2 separate regions of the Homo sapiens genome follow, and region 1 is linked to region 2. A link is a contact called in ENCODE Hi-C or POLR2A ChIA-PET data. All regions are on one chromosome and are shown on one strand. Each heading gives the region's core, a stretch centred on a gene start or an enhancer-like site at or near the end of the contact. The rest is flanking DNA. Distances are from core to core; before and after follow the strand shown.

Region 1 (4,134 bases), core at 1,184-3,683, 540 kb after region 2:
GTGATGATGATATTGATTTGGGACTCTGAAATGATTACTGAATATAAATGCCTCTTTATGCAACATATTTTTCTTACTTACATCTAAGAAAAATTCCCAAGTATATAAAAAGATAAATAAAAACATGCAAATTGGTTTTTTTCTCATCATCTTTGACCGAATCCAAATATAAAATCACTTTGGGAGGTAGTGTGGGTATGGTAAGGATCAGTCATACATATCACTTTCAGGTGTGCACCCAGAGAAGCACCGTATACGAATGTCCCTCAGTGTGATCACACAGCATTGGGATGAAGTGGGGAGAGTGGCTGTTAACTGCAGGGGTGAGAAGCCTCCCTGAGCAATGGTGAGCAACACATGGACACTAATGTTCTCTTACCCATTAATCTCCAGAGTGTGCATCCCATATCGACTCTCAATAATATACTTTCCAGGGTTTGCATGGACATTTATTGGCACCTGGTTTTTATACCTATAACAGAATGGAAACAAAATGAAGTAAGTTGAAGTGTAAACAACTTCATGATTAAACACACACACAATTCTTGTTCTTGCAGGAACATCTGTAAACAGGGCACTGAGGGTAGCAGCAGCATCGATTAAATAAATGTAAATCATATTGGCTTACGTGAAGTGCACCAGCAATACATCACACTTCTTGATGAAGTGCTTTCCCCTCCTCTATAAACTTACATGAAAAATGTTGACGATTCACAGCAATATGGCTGAATATCATGTAACATAGTTACCGAAAAAAGCCAGTTACAAAACAGTGCACAGCAGAATGATTGCTTTTATATAGAATACAAAAACAAAAAACTAATTAATGCTACTAGAAATCAGTAGTGTGTTGGGACGCAAGAAGGAGGCTTCTTGGGTGTCAATAATGTTTATTGATTTGGGTGTCAGTTACATGGGTGTGTGCAATCTACAAAAATTCACTAAAGCAATTCATTTGTAAAAGTGTGCAGTCTTTGGGAAGCCGAGGCGGGCAAATCACTTGAGGTCAGGAGTTTGAGACCAGCCTGGCCAACGTGGTGAAATACCATCTCTACTAGTAATACTAAAAATTAGCCAGGCATGGTAGCACACACCTGTAATCCCAGCTACTCAGGAGGCTCAGGCACAAGAATTGTTTGAACCCAGGAGGCGGAGGTTGCAGTGAGCTGAGATTGTGCCACTGCACTCCAGCCTGGGCGACGGAGTGAGACTCCATCTCGAAAAAAAAAAATTTGCAGTATATAATATGCACACTTTTTGTGTGCATGTTATATTATAATTTAAAAGGTTTTAGGCCAGGCATGGTGGCTTATGCATGTAATTCCTGTAATCCCAGCACTTTGGGAGGCTGAAGTGGAAGAATCACTTGAGGCCAGGAGTTTGTGACCAGCCTGGGCAATAAGCAAGACCCTGAATCTACAAAAACTACAAAAAATTAGCTGAGTGTAAACCTGTAGTCCCAACTACTTTGGAGGCTGCAGTGGGAGAATAGCTTGAGCCTGAGAGGCTGAGGCTGCAGTGAGCTATGATCGCACCACTGCACTCCAGCCTGGGCAACAGAGTGAGACCGTGTCTTAAAATAAATAAAACAAACAAACAAATAAGCTTTTTAAAAATAAATAAAACAAATAAATACATAAATAAGCTTTTTAAAAAGTTGACCACTATTGATGTAACAGAGAGGAAGGCTTTCTGTTGGGGGTTTTATTGCTGGCTATCTGTGTAGGATGAGAGCAAAACATTCTTCCTGCTAACATTCTTGCATGTTGTTAGAAGCAATATCATTATTATTATTATTATTATTATTATTATTATTATTATTATTTGAGACAGAGTTTCACTCTTGTTGCCCAGGCTGGAGTGCAATGGCATCATCTTGGCTCACTGCAAACTCCACCTCCCGGGTTCAAGTGATTCTCCTGCCTCAGCCTCCCCAGTAGCTGGGATTACAGGCACCGGCCACTACGCCTGGCTAGTTTTTTGTATTTTTAGTACAGATGGGGTTTCACCATGTTGGTCAGGCTGATCTCGAACCCCTGACCTCAGGTCATCCACCTGCCTTGACCTCCCAAAGTGCTGGGATTACAGGTGTGAGCCACTATGCTCGGCCTGCAATATCATTGTATTGAACGATCATTATATTTAAGTGTTTTATTCAATGTCATAAACAAACATGGCTCTTGCCTTGGAAGAATTTATAATATAAATCATGAAAGGAAACTTCTGACAAGTAAGAGCTGAAAGCCTCCCTTTTTCTGACTGTTCCATATCTGGTTAAGCCTCACAGCCCTCGGAGAGTGGACTACGCAGGCGGGCCTCTCCCTGGGACCCTGTCTTCTGGGTCTGTACGTGGCGCCTGGATTCTTCACCACTTCCTCATGTTCTCAGTAGCCAGTGGCTATGGTGCTGGACCAGGCTTTTCTACTTAAACCATTTTCTGCCCAAAAGAGGAACTGGGTTTCACTTGTTTCCCTTTCAGACAGCCCACTTCGCACGCACAGATGACGTCAATAACCCTGATTAACATAGCTGACACAGAGAATTGACTATGAGCCAGGCAATGCTCTAAGCGCTTTATGCATACATTGGTAAGTTCAGTTCTCACAACCACCGTATGAGATAGTGCTGTTTTTAACCTCATTTTCCAGATGAAGAAACCAAGGCATGGGGGTTTCAGGAACTTGCCCAGTCACACAGCCAGGAACAGCAGAGGAGGGATTTGAACCGGCAGCCTGGCTGCTGACCCACATGATGCTTCCATTTTCCAATTGTTCTGTCTGCATTTCATTTCTTCAGACTTGTGGACACGATCATAAGGAGGTTTGGGAGTAGGGAACATGATGGAAAGGGAGAGGAAGGAAGAATACTGGCTTCAGTCAGCTCCTTCCTTTCCCCAGCTCTCTCTCTCACATACACATACACCCCTCCGTCCCTAAAGCACGTTATTCATTTTCTACACTTAAAACAAACAAACACTCTCCTCCATATAACAGAACCCGAACTCATCCTTCAAGATTCAGATCAAATGCAACTTCTTCAATAAACTCTTCCCTAAAATATGACACAGTATGAATCGTTCCTGCCTCTCTGCATCAGGGTTCCTTGCTTCAAGTTACTAAATATAACATTTATCAAAATTATGGTTGGATATGTGTCTCTTCTATTATGTTGCCAAACCTTTGAGGTTGGGATTGTGTCTGATCCACATTTACTTTTTTTTTTTGAGACAGTGTCTCGCTCTGTCTCCCATGCTGGAGTGCAATGGTGTGATTATAGCTCCCTGCAACCTCCACCTCCCAGGCTCGAGCAATCTTCCCACCTCAGACTACCAAGTAGCTGGGACTACAAGTGTGCACCACCACACTCAGCTAATTTTTTCTATTTTTTGTAGAGACAGGCTCTTGCTATGTTGCCTATGCTGGTCTTAAACTCCTGGGCTCAAGCAATCCTCCCACCTCGGCCTCCCAAAATGCTAGGATTACAGCCATGAGCCACTGTGCCTGGCCTGATCCACATTTACTTCTATTCCTACTCCTGAGGAAGAATGAGTCATGGGCAAACAGCAGGCGCTCAGAATTGGTTAAATTTGGTTGAACAGAATTAGCACGTAATGCAATAGATTAATTGTAGCTTCATAATTTTTTGTCTGAGAGAACAGAGTTCTGACAAGCATATATGTCATGATATGGATGATTTTATTTTAAATAAATAGCGATGAGGTCTCACTATGTTGCTCAAGTTGGTCTCAAATTCCTGGGCTCAAGCGATCCCCCTGCCTCAGCCTCCCAAAGTTGGATGATTTTAAATAAATGCACACGAAGAAAGTAAGTTGACAGTCTCAGTTCCCTCAGATGTGAAATGGAGAGGGTGGGACTGGCTTAAGAATCGCAGCTGTGTGGCAGGTGCAGCAACATAACCTTCTCCAAACACAGAAGACCCTGCAAGTTGATGCAGTGCTATTTCCTGCCAGCAGCTTCAGACAGCTGTCTCAACATGGCTCGAGCAGACAGGACTATCTGATCAGAGATGGCCTGGAAAAAGAAATCCACTGGCCACTTCTAATCTCCCGCATTCCCCGTTTAGATGAAGTACAGGGTAGAACATGTTAATTGGCATGCTCTTCTTCTATAATTG
Region 2 (3,937 bases), core at 774-3,273:
AGAAAAGAGGAAAACATCAGTGCTGAAGAAGCCAGTCTGTTTGCTAGAAGACATGGTTCCACCCTAGGGAACTCGAAGAGGATACAAACTAGACCAGTGTCCCAGCAGAGGGATGGAATGGTGGGGAAAATTACTCCCTTTTTATCTTTCAGCCTTAGAAGTAGGAAGAGGTTCTACTCTCTACAAATTAGAGACTAAGTTAGTTGCCCAGGCACTTAAGAGAAGTATATTGTTCACAAAGATAAACAATGCAAAATTCCATCAAAATGCTGGGAGACCAATGAAATGGTTGTAAAACGGATTCCCTAGGTATCTGACAGCTTTGGAGTAGGGAAGATGAGAGTAGGTCTATTGGAGAGAGTTGGTTTTCTAGGCACCAGGAGGGTCAAGGGCCAAGTTATTTGGATCCTTGAAAATGAATTTTAGATCTACTCTCACACCCGCATCTTCATGCCTCACATCCTGGAAGAGAGATATGGAGAAGTCAAACAGTTGGTTACTCAAAATTGTCCATTTTCAGGAGAGGGAGGAAAGATGTGGAACTGAGTCAGGCTAGAAACAGAACTGGCTGTAGAGGCCTGGAAAGGGCTGGGAAAGGCTGGCACTTCCACCAAAATCCCCTGATGGAGGGTGACGAGTAGGACAGACAAAAAAGTCGCCCGGCAGTGGATGCTCTCAATCTGTGCATGGAAAGGAAGGAGTCACTGGGTAACCGGGAGCCAAGAACAGCATTATCCTGATGTCTTTCCTTAAGGCAACCTCTATCCTGGGGCAAAGAGAAGGAACTTGGGGAGTTCCATCAAGTAGGTATAGTAAGCAAGGGTGTGGTGTGGTGGGGCAGGGGATGCTATACTATAGTTTAGCATTAATTATGTTTGGTTAGAAACATTGTTCTGTTGGCCTTTCTGTGTCCTGTTGAAAACATTGTTTATCACAGCCTAACTGCTGGCAGAGTTTCTCAAGCCCTGATTAGAATGCGGCTTCTAGGGGAAGGGAGGGTTAGGAGACTTCAATTCTATGGGACAATCACTCTGAGAATTGAAAATGCCACCCAGAGATAATAAAAGCCAGTTAAAGCTCACCAACCAAAGAAAAGACCACAGGTCTTACCTACAGAAAATAGTTGCATGACTGTACTTGCTGTAGTGAGGAGGAACTGGTCATGGGATATCTCAGAAACATGGAGCAAGGAGGGGCTTTTTTTTTTTTTTTCCCGAGACGGAGTCCCTCTGTTGCCCAGTCTGGAGTGCAGTGGCGTGATCTCAGTTCACTGCAACCTCCGCCTCCCAGGTTCAAACAATTCTCCTGCCTCAGCCTCCCGAGTAGCTGGGATTACAGGTGCATGCCACCACGCCCAGCTAATTTTTGTATTTTTCGTAGTGACAGGATTTCACCATGTGGTCAGGCTGGTCTCAAACTCCTGACCTCAAGTGATCTGCCCGCCTTGGCCTCCCAAAGTGCTGAGATAACAGGCGTGAGCCACCGTGCCCAGCCAGGGAGGGGCTTTTTATAGGGTTTGGCCTTTGTTCGGTGATTCTAAGAAGGAATGGTTAGTCTTTTTTTTTCCAACTACGGTACAGCATTAATTATGTTTGGTTAGAAACATTGTTCTGTTGGCCTTTCTGTGTCCTGTCGAAAACATTGTTTATCACAGTCTGACTGCTGGCAGAGTTTCTCAAGCTCTGATTAGAATTAAGGGTCCTGTTTGGGGAAAGTAACTGCATAGAAGGCCATAGAAAAGGCTCAGTAGGACTGTAGTTCCAGAGGAGCACTCTGTGAAAATTTCAACCACAGCAGAGGAAAATGGGGACTTCGACTTGTATGGAGATAGGAGGCTGCTCGGCCGCTGTGAAAAATCTAAGGGGAGCCCTGCATCAGATATCCAGAAGCTGTTTCCTGCATTTCCAAGGATGCTGTGCCCTGTAAGAAGATTTAGAGATGTGTGAGAGACGTAGGGACGTGAGGAGAGAACAGCAAAATTATATAAAGTGTAAGATATTGTGTACTTCCCCTTCCTGTTGTGGTTGGCTTTGAGCTAGAACACCTTGAGGATTTGGCTTTGAGTTACAAGCAGTTAGTTTCTCTTAGGCTAGCAAAGCTGGAGACAATACACAAGTGTATACTTCCTTTTCTTCTGAAAAAGCAACAAGGTTGGATAGATTTAGTTTTGCACATGTGAGGCAAAAACATTCTCTAAAATGAAAAGGGTTGACATAACAGGGAATCTAAAATGTTCAGTGTTTGTGTGTGTGTGTGTGTGTGTGTGTGTGTGTGTGTGTTTACTTCTTTATTCTTTTTTGAGAAGCTTTCTTTTTTTTTTTTTTTTTTTTTTAGGTTTACATCACCGGAACAGGAGGAGGGACACACCCAACAGCTGTAGAAGCAGGAAATATCTAATACAAAACTAAAGTACAAAAACATGAAAACAGAGTCTTTGCGCATATTTTGTTCCTGCTGACTGCCTTGAAAAAGTCTACATTTCCTATACATATGATTGGGAATGGGGAGGGCTTGGTTCTCCTTGTGCAACATATTCAGCATGATTTAGGCAGTTTTATCTCTGCAAATTTATTGTTTCCTTTGGAGAAGTATTCATTTTCTAAATCACATCTCAGAAGTATCAAGAGTTATGTACCACAGGACAGCAGGGGGCAATTATAGAAGTCAGATTCACGTCAAGCCAGAGTACATTCTGTGAGGAGGAACTGACCCAGGCTTGGCAAGTGTCAGCTTGAATTAACCTTTTTTTTTTTTTTTTTTTTTGCCAGGAGTCTCCCTCTGTCGCCCAGGCTGGAGTGCAATGGCACAATCTCAGCTCACTGCAACCTCCACTTCCCCAGTTCAAGTGATTCTCCTGCCTCAGCCTCCCGAGTAGCTGGCATTACGGGTGCGTGCCACCACGCCCACCTAATTTTTGTATTTTTAGTTGAGACAGGGTTTCGCCATGTTGGCCAGACTGGTCTCAAACTCCTGACCTCAAGTGATCTGCCCGCCTCAGCCTCCCGAAGTGCTGAGATTACAGGCGTGAGCCATCGTGCCCGGACTTAAATTAACTATTAATAGGGATATTTAGAACTGAAAAATACACATTTTGAGGAATGTGACAAAAAGTGTCCTTATTTTTCATAATTGATATGGTTATGGATGGCTAATGACCTGTGTGCTATAGGATCTGTGTATCTTGTGTGGGGATGCTGCATTCTAACTCTAGAACCGGCCAATTGCCTTGTAAGGGGAGGATGAGTAATATAGTTTTAGAGAAGAGATTATTTCTCTCTAAAGAAAGTGAAACTTAGATAAGAAACAGAAATTTAGCCCGGGCGTGGTGGCTCACACCTGTAATCCCAGCACTTTGGGAGGCCGAGGCAGGTGGATCACGAGGTCAGGAGATAAAGACCATCCTGGCTAACACGGTGAAACCCCGTCTCTACTAAAAATACAAAAATTAGCCGGGCGTGGTGGCGGGCGCCTGTAGTCCCAGCTACTCCGGAGGCTGAGGCAGGAGAATGGCGTGAACCCGGGAGGCGGAGCTTGCAGTGAGCCGAGATGGAGCCACTGCACTCCAGCCTGGGCGACAGAGCGAGACTCCGTCTAAAAAAAAAAAAACAGAGAGCGAGAGACTATGTTTTTAGAACAGTTTTAGGTTCACAGCAAAATGGAAAGAAAGGTACCTCCTGCCCCCACACATGCCAGCTCCCTGGTTTTCAACATTGCCCACCAGAGAGCAGCATGTGTTACAATGAGGGAATCTATGCAGATACATCATAACCACGGAATGTCCGTAGTTTACATAAGGGTTCACTCTTCATGTTGCACATTCTTTGGGTTTGGACAAATGTATAAGTGACATGTATTCACCACTATGGTATCAGACAGAATAATTTAACTGCCCTAAAAATCCTCTGTGTTTTGCCTGCCCATCCCTCCTCTTCGCAGC

What was found. A loop is a pair of places that touch in the nucleus more often than their neighbours do. ChIA-PET counts read pairs that join two places held with the same protein, here RNA polymerase II (POLR2A). Pooled maps may share reads with other maps.
Region 1: a loop to region 2 is called in a map of B cell, with 12 times the contacts of the local background. The contact joins two enhancer-like sites. A Hi-C loop is called at or near these places in 1 of 168 maps with a recorded cell type or tissue (B cell), 8 of 37 single-sample maps with no recorded cell type and 4 of 50 pooled maps. POLR2A ChIA-PET finds 5 or more read pairs at or near these places in 1 of 52 experiments (K562).

Annotation. Positions count from the first base shown.
Region 1 is chr18:3,175,663-3,179,796 of GRCh38, forward strand. MYOM1 (myomesin 1) reads right to left here. Exons shown (of 38, transcript NM_003803.4): 6 at 380-472. Among named protein-coding and RNA genes, the nearest start is that of MYOM1, 42 kb to the right of the region's middle. RefSeq lists enhancers at 2,138-2,257, 2,278-2,667. Within about 2 kb of position 2,434, at least 14 of the 41 ENCODE cell types and tissues checked have a DNase peak (open chromatin) inside an H3K27ac peak, as active enhancers do; they include B cell, where a contact is called at or near this core.
Region 2 is chr18:2,634,793-2,638,729 of GRCh38, forward strand. No RefSeq gene overlaps it. Among named protein-coding and RNA genes, the nearest start is that of SMCHD1, 19 kb to the right of the region's middle. RefSeq lists enhancers at 1,724-1,903, 2,494-2,543. Within about 2 kb of position 2,024, at least 15 of the 41 ENCODE cell types and tissues checked have a DNase peak (open chromatin) inside an H3K27ac peak, as active enhancers do; they include B cell, where a contact is called at or near this core.